Regions from separate parts of the Homo sapiens genome. Here region 2 is linked to region 1. A link is a contact called in ENCODE Hi-C or POLR2A ChIA-PET data. All regions are on one chromosome and are shown on one strand. Each heading gives the region's core, a stretch centred on a gene start or an enhancer-like site at or near the end of the contact. The rest is flanking DNA. Distances are from core to core; before and after follow the strand shown.

What was found. Hi-C counts contacts between places; a loop is a spot of excess contacts on that map. ChIA-PET counts read pairs that join two places held with the same protein, here RNA polymerase II (POLR2A).
Region 2: a map of dorsolateral prefrontal cortex shows a loop between it and region 1 (5-fold over the local background). The contact joins two enhancer-like sites. A Hi-C loop is called at or near these places in 1 of 168 maps with a recorded cell type or tissue (dorsolateral prefrontal cortex). POLR2A ChIA-PET finds 5 or more read pairs at or near these places in 2 of 52 experiments (AG04450 and activated T-cell).

Annotation. Positions count from the first base shown.
Region 1 is chr11:8,694,437-8,701,941 of GRCh38, forward strand. DENND2B (DENN domain containing 2B) reads right to left here. Exons shown (of 20, transcript NM_213618.2): 15 at 4,777-4,954; 16 at 4,497-4,538; 17 at 3,089-3,200; 18 at 1,991-2,230; 19 at 1,027-1,113. Among named protein-coding and RNA genes, the nearest start is that of SNORA3B, 13 kb to the left of the region's middle. RefSeq lists enhancers at 3,746-4,533, 4,534-5,319 and a silencer at 4,526-4,820. Within about 2 kb of position 5,580, at least 13 of the 41 ENCODE cell types and tissues checked have a DNase peak (open chromatin) inside an H3K27ac peak, as active enhancers do.
Region 2 is chr11:9,013,459-9,020,963 of GRCh38, forward strand. The region is part of intron 1 of NRIP3-DT (NRIP3 divergent transcript); the gene reads left to right. It overlaps SCUBE2 (signal peptide, CUB domain and EGF like domain containing 2), which reads right to left. Exons shown (of 23, transcript NM_001367977.2): 23 at 6,018-7,505. Among named protein-coding and RNA genes, the nearest start is that of NRIP3-DT, 13 kb to the left of the region's middle. Within about 2 kb of position 4,483, at least 5 of the 41 ENCODE cell types and tissues checked have a DNase peak (open chromatin) inside an H3K27ac peak, as active enhancers do.

The DNA.
Region 1 (7,505 bases), core at 4,330-6,829:
AGGAAGGGCACTCGCACTGCTGTGTCTGCAGACCTGTTATGGTCTAGAGGAAAGCTCACTGGCTCTAATGGCCTTCATATTCACTCAGGAAGGAGTGCAAACAGAAAGACCTGATGTATGTGGGAACCTGGGATTCCTCTTTGTAATGCAATATGGTAAATACAGCCTGTCCTCCATATCCATGAGTTCTGCGTCCATGGGTTCCATGTTTATAGATTCAACCAACTGGAGATCAAGAATATTTGGGGGAAAAAATGGATGGTGGTGTCTGTACTGAACATATATAGACTTTTTTTTTCTCGTCATTATTCCCTAAACAATACAGTATAATATCTATTTACAGCTGGGCATGGTGGCTAACGCCTATAATCCCAACACTTTGGGAGGTCAATATGGGAGTATTACTTGAGCCCAGGAGTTTGAGACCAGCCTGGGCAACATAGCAAGACATCATCTCTACAAAACAAATTTTAAAAATAGCCAGGTGTAATGGCATATGCCTGTAGTCCCAGCTACTCAGGAGGTGGAGGAGGGAGGATCACGTGAGGCCAGAAGTTTGAGGCTGCGGTGAGCTAGGATTGCACCACTGCACTCCAGCCTGAGTGACAGAGCCAGACCTTGCCTCTAAAATAAAATAAATAAAATATAAAATAAAATAACAAAATTTATATTATATTAGGTATTATAAGTAATCTAAAGATGATCTAAAGTATATGGGAAGATGTGCACAGGTTATATGCAAATACTATGCCATTTTATAGAAGGGACTTGAGCATCTGTGGATTTTGGTATCCTTGGGTATCCAGGAACCAATCCCCCACAGATATTGAAGGACCACTACTGTGCAAAATGCCCTTGGAATTCTGGCTGAGAACCTTCTAGTCACTATGGGATGTCTACATCCTGTTCTGTCTACAGCCCCAGTATAACACCTGTTGACATTGATTTAGAGTATTCGGGAACACAAATCTCCCAGCCCCTTCCTTCTTGCTGAACATCTATCTCATCAGTAACAAGGCCACTTACCCAAACCTCGGAGAAACTTATTCATTCCACTCTGCTCAGTGTCTGGGAGTTCTTCTAAGTACTGCTCCACTCGCTGCTCAAAAAGGCCTGGGTAAAAGAAACAGGCACAGGGAAGAGAACAGTCATTGGAGGAAGGGAAGGAGAGGCCTACATGAAGGGAACCATGGAGCACAGATGCCAAAAAAGGAGAAAGAAAACATCTGGGATGATAATTTGCAGGAGCATCTTACTAGAATTCGGGCTGGCTCATCAAGGCGATCATTAGTGACATCTTGCCGGGGTTTGCTGCTGCCACCCTGCCTCCCCATGCACATTCCCAAGCTGCACTAGGTGAGGAGGCTGCTTCTCAGTTCAGAGCTGCCCCAAGTGGACATCTCTAGCTTCCTTCAGACAACTCTACCATGTTGTTCCAAAAAGGTTGTTATACTAAATGGATAGTATTAGAGGACAGAAGAAGTACTAACCCTGAGGTTAGACAGAAAAATTGTGATGAGATGAAAAAGCCCTCGAATGAGCTGATGAAATAGCAAAAAACAAGATAACCATCTGCCTTAAATGAAGACTGCCACCAACCTACGACAGCTGGCCCAATGCTCTGTAAGGGAATTCCCAACCACTGGGTTCTCAGAACCCCCGAAATTGCTCAGTCTGCTCCTTTTCTCTGGATAGAAGGGCTTTCTCCTATCTTTCTCTTTGAGGAGGGGGTGGGCAACCAATGGCATGCTGCTCCTAGGTGGAGATGAGTCCTACCTCTAGCCATGTGGCTTAGCTTGTGCATAGCCTTGTGAAGGCATTTACTGGGGCCGGAGGAGAAGAATGCTACCTTGAAGTTTCTAACAGAGGTAAAGGGATGTTAAGAGGCCTGGCCCTAGCTGATGTCCAAGAGCTTCCATCATAGTGCCTGGTTCTTCAGCCCTGCTGTGGGTGAAAAAATTAGAGAAGAGAGCTGATAACCAAGACTTACCCTTTGCCCGACACTTTCTTAGCTCCCTGTCTTGGATGAAGCCAGCAAACATCTGAGACTCCATAAAAACCTCAAGAAAGCGGCGGATGCTTTTGGAGGCCACAGATTTGCGGAAGGCCTCTCGCTGAAAGGCCCTCTCTCCCTTCTCACTCTGTGTCAGAAAGAGGGAGTAGTGCCCAACGGTCTCCACAAAGAACCGGATAAACACCTCCGACACCAGCCCATTGAGGGTATTACATTCTGGAAGGGAAAAGACAATCTTTGAGGTTCAGGTCAAGAGCCTGCAAAGCCTTCCTCAATCTTCCTGGTGTAGTCTTCCTCTCCCCAACAAGACTTCCAGCCAGTACCACTCTTCTGTTCTGGAAGCTCTTTTTGAGACCGAGTTTCACTCTTGTTGCCCAAGTTAGAGTGCAATGGCGCCATCTCAGCTCATTGCAACCTCCGCCTCCTGGGTTCAAGCAATTCTCCTGCCTCAGCCTCCCAAGTAGCTGGGATTACAGGTGCACTTTTTGTATTTTTAGTAGAGATGGGGTTTCACCATGTTAGCCAGGCTGGTCTCGAACTCCTGACCTCAGGTGATCCACCCGCCTTGGCCTCCCCAAGTGCTGAGATTACAGGCGTGAGCCACCACACCCGGCCTCTGGAAGCTTGCTTTCTTGTGCTCATAGCCTTGTAACTAGCCTACGAGCTGCAGAAGGCCAGAAACTATGTTCTGAACATGGAAGTTGAAACATAATTGCTGGATGAATTAAAGTAGAAACCAGAGCACCACTTTCATCATATCCCTCACCCTAAGTGATTTTTCTGGCTTCCAAGGAAGAGGAAGTGCCTTTCATCTCCTGCAATGGCTTGAGGCAAGGCCTCAGAAGGAGGAATAATTAGTTTTCTGTCAGCAGAAAGTATCTTTGGGGTTGCCACATGTCTTTGGGTTTTCCTTCCTAAACTACCTGGGGTAGAAAAGACGCTAGAGTGAGACCAAGGTCCTCATCAGCCAGAAAGGGTTTGGTGTGCAGAGGCAGAGTTCTGGCCCTATGGGGCCCTGACCCAGAGCAGAGGGAGCCTGGAGCAGAGCTGACCGTGCCCGGGCACTATTCTCACCATCGTCGGAGTCGCTGTCAGAGTCCTGGGAGATCAGCTCATTCTTCCTCTCCAGAGCCTGCTCCAGAGCTGCCTGTAACTTCCTAGGTAACAACGTGTCTTCGTCGTCCATCTGCAGGAGAAAGAAAGCACAGTGACAATCATAGCTGACACTGAGCACTTACTATGTGCTAAGACCTGTTAGAAGAGCGTGAGTAGATAATCTCATTTATCTCTCCCAGTAACCCTCATAACTATCATCAACCTCATTTTAAGATGAGGAACTGAAGCACAGAAAGGTTAAGAAACTTGCCCAAGATTACAGAGATTAAAAGTGGTAGAGGGTCAGGCGCAGTGGCTCACGCCAGTAATCCCAACACTTTGGAAGGCTGAGCGGGAGGATCGCTTGAGCCCAGGAGGGAGTTCGAGACCAGCCTGGGCAACTTAGCAGGTCCCTCTATCTGCAAAACACACACAAAAAAACAATTAGTCAAGTATGGTGGCATGCACCTGTACTCCCAGCTACTTAGGAGGCTGACATGGGGAGGATCACCTGAGCCCAGGCAGGTCGAGGCTGCAGTGTCATGACTGTACCACTGCACTCCAGCCTGGATGACAGTGAGACCCTGTCTCCAAAAAAAAAAAAAAAAAAAAAAAAAAAAAGGGGGTAGAGCCAGTGTGGCATTCACTGGCCTCTGTGACCAGGACCAGCCAGGGGTTCCTGATTAGGTCTCCCCAATTCCTCCATCTTCAGCTCCAGGCAGGAGGCACAGTTGGCTTGGGGCAGGGGGACTGTGGCCAGCCTGTGTCTCAGGAATGAAGTTAGACTGTTGTTTCGTCTCTATACTCTGTTTCTGTGTCCACATCACTATGCCTGGTACCCAGGGAGTCCTCAGCTCCGTCATTGGTGTGTAACAGACAATAAGTACATTTCCATAGGGGAGAGCACTGGGTTGTGCTCCTTTGTAGAGAGCCAGGAGGATTTCCACGACTAACAAAGGCTTTTTGTAGTTGACAACAATGATTGCAAACCTGTACGTTACATAACAATCTATAGTTATTTGTGTAACCCCCAGCAAACATTTCAAGGCAGGTGTTGTCACCACCTCTCCTTTAGAGCTCAGAAGAATTTAGAGGCCTAAGACCATGTGGCTCAAAGGGGGCAAAGTCCAGTGGCCAAGTCTGTGGACTCCCAGGCCGTGTTCTTCAAATTCCCACACTGCCTTCTAGAAGCTCATGATGTCACTGGAAAGGCGGACCCTGCTAAGGTCAAGGATTCCAAGACCAGCTTCTCCCCACCCTTGACTAGTCTGTGAGTAGTACTGAACCCAGAGAGAGAGCTCAACAAACAGGTTGTGAAGGTTGAGTAGTGTGTGTGATGGTGCAGGGTGCTCAGGAGCCCAACTCTAGCAAGCACCCACCCTCTTACCTGTCGGATGAATCGGTCAGATCCCAGATTCACCATCAGCGCCTGAGAAAAGGAGTCATTAGCAGAGTGGCTCAGGGCATGAGTCCCGCAATGCCCTCTGCCAGGCCTCCAGACCTCCCAGGTTCCCAGGGTCAGCTAACAGGAAGTACTCCAGCCGGGGATAGACCTCCCAGGGAGAAAGGATAAGAGCCTGGTAAAGAGGCCGAGGGGCCACAAGTAAGATCCCAGCACCTGCTTCCCCCTCCACCCTTCCCCCCAGCTGGTTCCCCCGGTGGCCCACCTCCTCCACAGGCAGCTCCTTCAGTTTGGGGAGGGAGCTGGAGAGCAGGCCAACCAGGAAGGGGGTGGGACAGCAGACGATGTCAATCATGGAGGCCGGGAGGACAGGAATGAAGGTGTGCTGCCAGGAGAAGGGGTAGAGCAAGGCCACCACCGCGTGGGAGCAGCTGGAGAGGGTACTGATGGGCAGACAGAGAGACAGAGTACCTGAGCCCAGGCCCAGGAACTTAGAGCTCGCTGGAGGCTCAGGACAGCCTTTGATCGTAAACCTCCCAGTGCAACAAAAATGCTAATGGGGTTCAGGGACCCTGCAGACTGGTAAAGTCCCCGCTTTCCCACTGCGTAGCGCCTCAAGGACAACAATGCTACTCTCTTAGGGAAATGTACCTGCAAACAGCCAGGAAGGTATGCAGCAACCCGCAGGACAGTCATCTGACAAAGATCTGGAAAAGGGCTGTCTCGGGTTTGGGGGGCACATCAGTGGGCCCGTGGCTGAGGAGGCAGTAGGTTTTGTAAACCCCTAGGGCCAGTGAATGCAGATCGTGGGTACCCTCTCCCACCCCACATCAGAACTAGGCAAGAGGGACAAAGAACTTGTGGAAAACCTAAAACATCAGCAACGGATCATGAGCTGGCTGGACCTACCCCTCCCCTCTCCAGCCAGAGGCAGACCCCAGGCAGAACAGGAAGGACATCTTTTCCAAGACCCCAGATTGGCAGAACTTGAATACCCGGCCAGGCCAAGAACAAGACCTTGGGATCGTCCCTCCCAGAATGGTCCTGGAATGTGCTCAGAGGCAGCTGCAACCACAGGAAACAATAGCTGTATTCACAGCCCCACGGGAGCTGGCCTGGGGGGGGGCAGGGTGGCAAAGAGGAAGCTCAGCCCTGAATTAGAGGGTAGAACCTTCAGGAAAAGAAACCTCATGGTCCAGGCTCTCTTAGGGGCCACTAAGGTCAGGCCAGGCCAGGGCACCAAAGCTGGGCAGTCAGGGGCTTTGTTGGCTGACAATGACCATGGCTGGTACACAGGAGGGGCCTCTTGGAACTGCTGTACCCAGCTCATTCCAGCTGTTGGGCTAGATTTCTTCACAAGGGCCTGATGGGCCCACAGAACACCTAGAAGTGTGAGACACAGAAGCATTGAGGCTGTGATGGGAACAAGTGAGGGGCAGTTTTCCTTTCTAAACCCTGGTGCTCTATGGAAAAGTCAGCAGCTCTGGTTTTTCTTCCTCCTTTCTTCTCCTGGGCTGAGGATGGGCCTGCGTTCCTGTCCCTCTGAAGGCAATCGGGAGTTCATTTCTCGGTTTCCTCTCAACTGCTTCCTCATACATACGGAAGGAAATACCCCAGGGATTCAGGACTTATTGGAGGACAAACCAGAACGGGGATTTTCCTTCACTGCCCTCCTGTGAGCACCTGACATTTAAGGTGGCTTAATCAATGTCCAAATGACCACTCTAGAGAAACCACTGCTTGGGATGGATTCTTTGACCAAAACAATATGTAACATGTTGCCAATAACCCATCCTGTTGTTGTAGGACTTACTAAGAAATTATTTTATGGAGAGAGGAAAAGTTTTTGTTTCCTTTTTTTAAAAAAATTTTTAAATTTTTATTTATTTATTTATTTTGAGACAGAGTGTCACTCCCAGGCTGGAGTGCAGTGGCACAATCTCCGCTCACTGCAACCTCCACCTCCTGGATTCAAGCAATTCTCCTGCCTCAGCCTCCTGAGTAGCTGGGACTACAGGCCCAGCTAATACAGGGTTTCACCATGTTGGCCAGGAGAGTCTCGATCTCTTGACCTTGTGATCTGCCCACCTCGGCCTCCCAAAGTGCTGGGATTACAGGCGTGAGCCACTGTACCTCATTTCCTTTAAAGCAGCTCAAAAATGTTTCTTGTCTGGAAAGAAAGCCCCGGCTCTTAGAGCCAGGCAGGCAACCTTTGATATGCAAATGAAGACCATTAGAAATTGGGTCCACCCAACATGGCAATTCCCACCGTTGTCCTCTTGCCCTTGCCCCTACAGGTGCCTAGCAGCATGGCTGCCCCGCATATTCCCACGTGTGTAGAACATCAGGCGCCCTACATTCGCATATTAAAAGGCTAGGATGGGAAGGCCAGCTTCCGGGGGGGGGGGGGGGAGGGGCTACATGAATGACATGCCTGGTCAAACCAATCCCCTAAGCCCTATGCAAATCAAACACCGCCTCCTCCAGCCTTCTTATCAAACTGGCTGGTATCCACAACACTTGGGGTTCCCTCTCTCGGCTTTGGAGCCTCTCTCCCTCTGTCTCTGTACTTTCTTCTTTCTGCCTTTCTCCTTCCCTTCTTGCCTATTAAACTCTCCGCTCCTTAAAACCACTCCACGTGTGTCGGTGTCGTTTTATCTAAACCAGCATAAGAACCAAAAACCCTAGTGTTCCTGCACTCATCGGAGCCGTATCACTTGTGCCTTGCCTGTGTCACCCCCTAACCACCACTGACATAAAACTTTTTTCTTTTTTAAACCTTGGCTGTCTAGAAGAGCTCCGACTTCTTACTTCCTAAACTGCCTCACGTCCAGTGACCATCACTTCTGCCACCCCTCCCATGGCCACCACCAGACCTTCTCGACACCTCTACCTCTAAAATCATAAATGCCAGCATTTCAGACCAAGACCTGTGACCCATCCAGCTCTTTTCTTACTCCTCCTAAACCAGCTCCCCGACTTCCCTGGCACCTC
Region 2 (7,505 bases), core at 3,233-5,732, 320 kb after region 1:
TTATTCACACCTTGCCACAGTGAGTGTCTTCATTGACCTTGCCTGCCTAGAGACCTGAGTACTGCCTTCTTGGACTCTGAAGTTGGATGTTGCCATGCTGGAAACATCGAATAGAAATAGGCAGTTCTGGAAAACATGTGCTTCTGGGCTCAGCAAGGAGATGTACTGTGATCCTCACATACCAGGGGCTGAGGATTGGAACTCAGAAAAAATGAAGGATTGAGAGGCTGCGCTGTGTATGTGCACTTGTGTCTGTGCCGTCCCTGACCTAAGAGAAGCTCAGGCGATTGGAAGAGCTCATTTTACCTTCCCAGCTCAGGAGGACACGGGTGTTTGGAAGGCCTTGTGTGAGAACCCAAATCAGGCATCATAGCCTTTCATTCCTACTTCAAGCTTTAATTTTTCTGTTGCTAGGACATACCCCACTAGAAAAACTGTGACTAAAGAACTTTCCATCTCAGTGAAATGGGGAAACCCAGCAGAGAGTGAACCCCTTTAAAGAATGTTTCTTGGGTTTAACTTCTAAAGTCTCAAGAAGTGAAATGTAACGATGAGGATGACAGTTAACGTTTATTGGGCCCTTACTACATGCCAGGCAATGTTTCAAGAGTTTTCCAGGTATTAACTCATTTAATTCTCAAAACAGCTCTATCTTGTAGGTACTATCATTATCTTTATTTACCACATGAAGAAACTGAGGCACAGAGAAGTTAAATAACTTCCACAAGGTCACATAGCTAATAAGTGGCAGAACTGGGATACAAATCCAGGTACCGTAAAGGACATAATGGGAGTCTTGGAGAATATGAGCATTATGAATCATAAATCTTAGAGAAGGCACCTATCAGTGTGATAAATGTAGATAATGCATTTTCAGAGAAGTACATTAGGAATACTGGGCCCGGGGGGTACTGGGTGAGTGATGCTGTTTGAGTCATCCCAGTTCCTCATGGGGAGCCTTAGTGATGGTTTATCAAGCCTCTTTTTTTAAATTGTTTTGTTTTTTGTTTTTGAGACAGCATCTCACTCTGTTGCCAAGGCTGGAGTGCAGTGGCACGATCTCGGCTCACCGCAACCTCTGCTTCCCAGGCTCAAGCAATTCTCCTGCCTCAGCCTCTCGAGTAGCTGGGATTACAGGCATGCGCCACTACCGCCCGGCTAATTTTTGTATTTCTAGTAGATACAGGGTTTCACCATGTTGGCCAGCCTGGTCTTGAACTCCTGACCTCAAATGATCCACCCGCCTTGACATCCCAAAGTGCTGGGACTACAGGCATGAGCCACCGTGCCTGGCCCTATCAAACCTCTTATACTTGGCACCTGCATTACTTAAAACTCCAGTTTAGGTACCTGATGTGGCTGCTAAAAGCTGACTTCTTCAAGCCAAGTCACCTGGAAGTAACATTGGGGTTCCAATGTGCTACACTGTCCACAGTTTTATAGCATGATCAGGCATCACACACACACCGCTGCATTGACAGTGTGTGCTGATGACCAATTTGTGGTCACACAGGATAGGTTACCCACAAGGCTGCAGAGGGCCGCACTTAGCAGGCTTGGCCAGGGTTCACCACAAGCTCACACTCTGTACCTCCATGCTGTTCTGCTGTGCATGCTGCTTCAGACATTACTGGGCTCTGTCTTCTCTGGGGCATTGGTTCCAATTCCTGCTTAGCAGCTGTTAATTTTTTTCAACTGCCACACATGTAATAAGGCAAAGCCAGCACCGAAGCTCAAATTTGAGGTAGGCTTGTATTTCTACTTTTTGCGTTTTGTAGGGAAAAGACAGAAAACTTCAACCTGTGGCCCAAAATTATCCTTCAGTCCTAGGATACTGTGTAGGATCAGAGAACAATCCAAGGCAGGGGAGTGTGGTAGGGAGCTCCTGGAACTACAAAGTGGTAAAACATGCAAGATTATAATTGAGGAGTAGATTTTGTCCTCATCATTCCTTCAACTCCTTTTCCCTTCTGACTCAGGACTATATATCCAGCCTACCCTGGTGCCTAGACCGTAACAGTGAATGCATGAATATGCGGTGTTTGTATGTGAGATTCAGAGCGTTGTTGATAGTTTGAAATGACCTAGATCAATGAGTTTGGACTTGGTCACTAGTTTTTCTCTGCCAAGCAGAGAAAAAAGGAAAATATCTAAACAAAATAAACTCCGAGGGCTGTGTCAAACAACATGCGACCAATCAGTTGTCAAATCACAGCCCTAGTCCCCAGGGCCCCTTGGGTAAGATCTTGTCTTGAATTATGGGCATGTAAGGTCTGAGGCAGTGGGACGGGAGACAGAAACACAGGTCGACTCCATATTGCAACCACTAGGTGGCACCTGTTCGAGGAACTGCCAAATGGCTTGTTCACAGCTTGAAGCTTTGGTCAGCTTGGCTTGACATGAAATGCCAAGGTCTTGCTGGGCGGATAAAGGAGCTTGCCAGGGCCAGTGCTGCCAGGCTTGGTTTGAGGAGCCAGTGCTCTAGGAGGGGCCTGGATTCATGACTCTAATGATGAGCTCATCCTAAGACAGCAGCTCCCTCCCACCACCTCCTCATTCTCTGTCCTTTAGCCCTTCCTTATTTATACCACTCATCACTACTTGACTTTACAGTATATGTTCATTTGTTTATTGTCTGTCTCCCCAGACTGGAACCTAAATTCCACAAGAGCAGGGAGCTTCTTTTGCTCCCTGCAGTATCCCTGGCTCCTACAATGTCTAGCACTTAATAGGCTCTCCATAAATATATGTTGCATAAATGAATGAATGACCAAAAACATAATAAGAAATTATTAGTAACTAAGGTCTGTAGTTGCATCCCCTTTATGAGATACTCTGAAAACCAAGCACTACTGAGTTACTGTCATTGCTTGCAGTAGGTAGGTTTAATTTGTATCGCTTTTATTCAACTAAGGCAAACTGCCTATATTAGAGTGGTTTCATTTTCTAAATCTATTTTGATGCCACTGTGTTCTCTGGAAAGTGCTCCCTGCTGAGTAGTGATATCTTCATGGCTATATCACTGACATGGATCACAGGAGCAGCCTTGCTGTGTTAACAGGTCCCTAAGGGTGGTCTCCTGCAGGCTGATCGAGACTGCCTGAAGGGAGAAGGAGGCAGGGCACTACAAATATTAGGACACCTCTGAGCTGGGCTCACAAGCCCCTGGAATGGAAGATGGTCACAGAAATGAAGCCTCACCAAGGCCTCTAAGTTTCTGTGGATGGGCCCCTACTGGCCACTCCCAGGACCTTAAATTGTAGGCAGCTGATGGCTTGCCTAGCTAGAGGGCCGTATGCAACAAGATTCCCTCAACTTGGTGAGGAACTGCTTTACTCCAGCCTCAGCTAGTCCATTTGCCTCCCAAATGCTGGCTAGAAGTAGTGCAGACTTGAGTAAGGCTCCAAGACGTATCCTGCTGTGTGAAAAGAAGCAGAGATGCTGACAGTAAGAGGCATCTCTTCAGGGCTAAGAAGATTACAGCTGGGCCTGGAATGACCCCTGGGTTTTCCAGCACATAGGCCCACCAGCTGTGGTGGTCAGCTGCAGGCAACAGCTCCGGTGCATCTTCCTGCAAAGATCTGCCGGAGGGTAAGCAAGTCCTTGCACTGTGCTGTGCAGCCACTGCCTTTTCCAGGTTGCCACATGACATTTTAATATCACCTGCAAACCTAAATCCAGTGAGTGCCTACAGACGACACACTTAACAGCTCAGGGCATGATTCAGAGGAAGCAATTTTCCAAAGTGAAGATAATTGTCTGTTAGTGTGAAAAGGCAAACACTTTTTTATTAGCATTGGAAATTCAAGGGAGATGTTGTTAAATCCATAGATGCAGCACTTCAGTAAATGGCTAAAGAACAATATCTACAGCTAGAAGGAAGGACTGTACAGATCCATGCCCATTCAGGGTTCACCCATAGAACTAGCTCTCTTGGAGGGAAGATGGAAGCTCAGCTCTGACCTCTTCCTGTTTACTTAATACGCAGCTCCTCAAAGTCCTGGTTCCTGTGCCCACACAGGAAATCCCAGAATTAAGAGTTCCCCGGTCTTCTTTTATTTACATGTTTCCCAGGTGACCTTAACCGGGGTAAAGTCTCATGCCTTTACTCTGTGACATTAAAACTTATATTCCAGCCCTGACCTCTCCTGGGGCTTTGTATAACCATTTGCCTATTTGAACCCTCCAGTTGGACATATGATAGGCACCTAGAACCTAGAATGGCCAAAATGGAACTCTTAACCATCTCCCCTTTTCACTGTTATATTACTGCATAAGAAGTCACCTCAAAACCTATCAATCATTTAAGATAATAATCATTAATTTTGCACACAAATCTCTAATTTTTCTGTGGTTCAATGAGGACTGCTCCATGAAGTGTCAGCTGGAGCAGCTGGAGAATCCCTTTCCAAGATGGCTTACTCACGCAGCTGGCAAGTTTTGCTGGCTGTCGCCTGGAAGCTCAGCCTGGCCGGTGGGTGGAGGGACTGTGGTTCCTCTCCACATGGCCTCTCCACAGGCTGTTATGGCTTGCTTCCTCATGACGTGGTGACTGAGTTTCAAGTGTGAGTGTCCTAAGGAGAGGAAGTGGAAGCTGCTAGTGTCTTAAGCCCTGGGCCTCGTAAAGCATTACTTCTGCCATGTTAATATTGGTCAAGCAGTCACAGAGCCCAGAGTCAAGGGGAGGTGACACAGACCCCAACTGTCCATGGAAGGAACCTCAAAGAATTTGCAAACATGTTTTAAAACTGCTGCATATCCCGAACCTGCTCCTCCTAGTCTCCTCCATCTACCAGTTTCTTAGGCAACTAGGAGTCATCTTTGACTTCCTTCTTTCCCTCAGCACTTCCATACAATCCCCATCAGCAAATTCTGTTGACTGTCCCCCAAAACACATCCAGAATCCTTCTACTTCTCTCATCTCCACTACAACACCCTAATCCAGACAATACCTTCATCTGCCAACTGGATGGCTGCTTGTTCTGTTGCAGTAGTCTGTGAATAACTCTCTCTGCCTCCGTGCTGGCTTCCTATTCACACAGTAGCCACAGCTACCCTTTTAAAACATAAATCAGATTATCTCACTCCTCTGCTTAAATCCATTCAAAAGTTTGCAACATATTTAGAAATAACTCAAACCCCTCATTATAGATTCCAAAGCCCGATGTGATCTGGCCGTGTCTGGTTCTCTAGCCTCATCTTGTACGACCTGCCTTCTCACTAGACTACAATATACACAAATGGTTGCTCCTGCCTGACAGCCTTTGCACTTGGTTTTCCTCTCTCTGGAAAGCTCTTCCCCCTAATTTTCCCAAGACTGGTTTCTTCTTGCCATTTAGTTTTCAATTGAAATGTAATTTCCGCATAGAGGCCATCTATAATCCCCAATCCTAAAGTAGCCACACAATCATCTGTTACAGTAACCTATTTTAATTTTCAACATAGCTCTTACCACTAGCTGCTACTTTTCATGTTGATTTATCTGTTCTTTGTCTGTCTCTTCCCTCTAAAATGTAAGCTTCATGAGGGCAGGGACCTTGTCTGTCTTATCGCCGCATCCCCAGGGCCTAGAGTACCAGGCAGAAGTTTGATAAATATTGATGTAGCAGGTAGAAATAGTATCTCCAGATAGCCAGCCCCCAACAGGATCACAGCATCTCTTAAGGTAGTTGAGGGAATAGAGAGGAAGCTCCTCTTTATACCTCCTGTGCGTCAGTGGTTTGTGCGTGTACCAGCAACACAGCTCTGGTGCATGGGGCTGCCCCGTGGAGGATGCTCCTCCATAGTGACCGGGTTTATGCAGCCTCCTTCCAACCCCCAGAGTATTCCCATCCCTAGCCTTCTTGTGAAATCAGCAAGACAGGATCACACAGTCATGAGCACAAAGTTGCTAACATGCCTGGACAGAATGGTGCAGCTCAGCTCATCTCACCTTCACATCAGTGCGGTCACTAACTCGGGTTTATGTGACATTCGAATTTTCATCTTATGGTTAGACTCAGAAATATAGGCCAAGCTCCAGTATAACAAAGTCCAAGTGCTTGTTTTAATGCTATTTTTTTTTTAATGATGATGTTCAAACTTTTGAAGAGAAATCTGAAAATGAATATTTAGGGCCCATCCAAATAAAGAAGTTTGATTAGGACTTTTTAAGAATCAATGTTATTAACAGGTTAAAAAAAGCAACACTGAGATGAAAAGCAAGTTTAACCATAATGAAGTTCTCTTTGTTTTCTTCAAAAATGCTTGTTAAACATTTTTTTAGTACTTTGGTATGGAGAATTGGCTGTGCATAGAATTGTTATTGAAATAACAAAACACTATAGTTGTAGGTAGTCCATCCATTAGGGAAGTGGTGGCTTGTTTGATTGGATTCCTTTTTATTCACTGTAATGAGATTTTTGCTTGGGGATTTAAATGTTTAAAGATTCAATAACACTGAAAATTCAAGTTCAAGAAATGATCGTGAGGCCCTGCTGGCCTGACCCAAAGTGAGATGATCGTGTGGCATTCAGGGGGTGTTTCTGGCAGTGCTGTTACTGTTAGAGAATGAGACCACCCTTCAAGGGGCTGCTCATGTCCACGGAGCAGAGTCCGTCTCTCACATTTGAGACTGGGGAAGGAAGGCATACATGACAGGCTGGGCCTCACCACACCCACCTGGACCTCAGATCCCTTGTGATGGGAAGCCCACTTGGGGAGTAGAACCCTTGGCAATACCGACTCAGGGTTGGTGAAATCGCCTTTTCATGACAATTGATGATTCTCATCCACTGAGGAAATTACATTTCACCTGAACTCCCCAGTCCCTCAGGCAATGGCCAGCAGAGTGTCAGAGGGCACAGCTGAAGGTGCGAGAGTCAGCATAGTGCATTTGCTGCAGGGTGGAAGCTTGCAACGAGGAAGGCTGGCAATAAATGTACATTATTATGTCTCCAGAAGTGCTTAGTTTTTATTTATTTCTAATTCTTTCTGCTTTTTTTTTTCACGAGCACTGCTTAGAACTCAAGTTCCTGGGATCAAACTTGTATCACACAGGCTGGAGAAGGCTGTGGAGAAACTGAGTCCTCCCAGGTCTCAAGGTGGGTGGAGGGAGCCTGCAGGGGTCTCCTTCCCTCCCCTCTTGCCTGTTCTGCCTGGTCAGAGCCTGCACACGAGTGCAGAGGGCTCCCTTAGAGAGGGCCGGGCTAGAGGAAGCTGAAGTTTCAGAATAAGCAGCTTATTCTGTGGCCTCCTTTCCACTACAGACTCCTTGAGGAGGAGTAAGACCCCAGAAGGACAGGTGAGTCTCACCTAGGCTGACCAAAGTCCAGCTCAGCCAGCCCGTGATCTATCCAAGACATCCGCCCACAGCAGTGAGAAGCTGATGCCACTCAAAGCCATTCTCAGTCTACATCCACGATGCTGGGAAAGAAAAACCAAGTTCAATTTACCAAAATATCTGTATTATCTATAAAAATTGAACTCTAATGAGTCACTGATACGGGAGGCAGCAATACCCGACT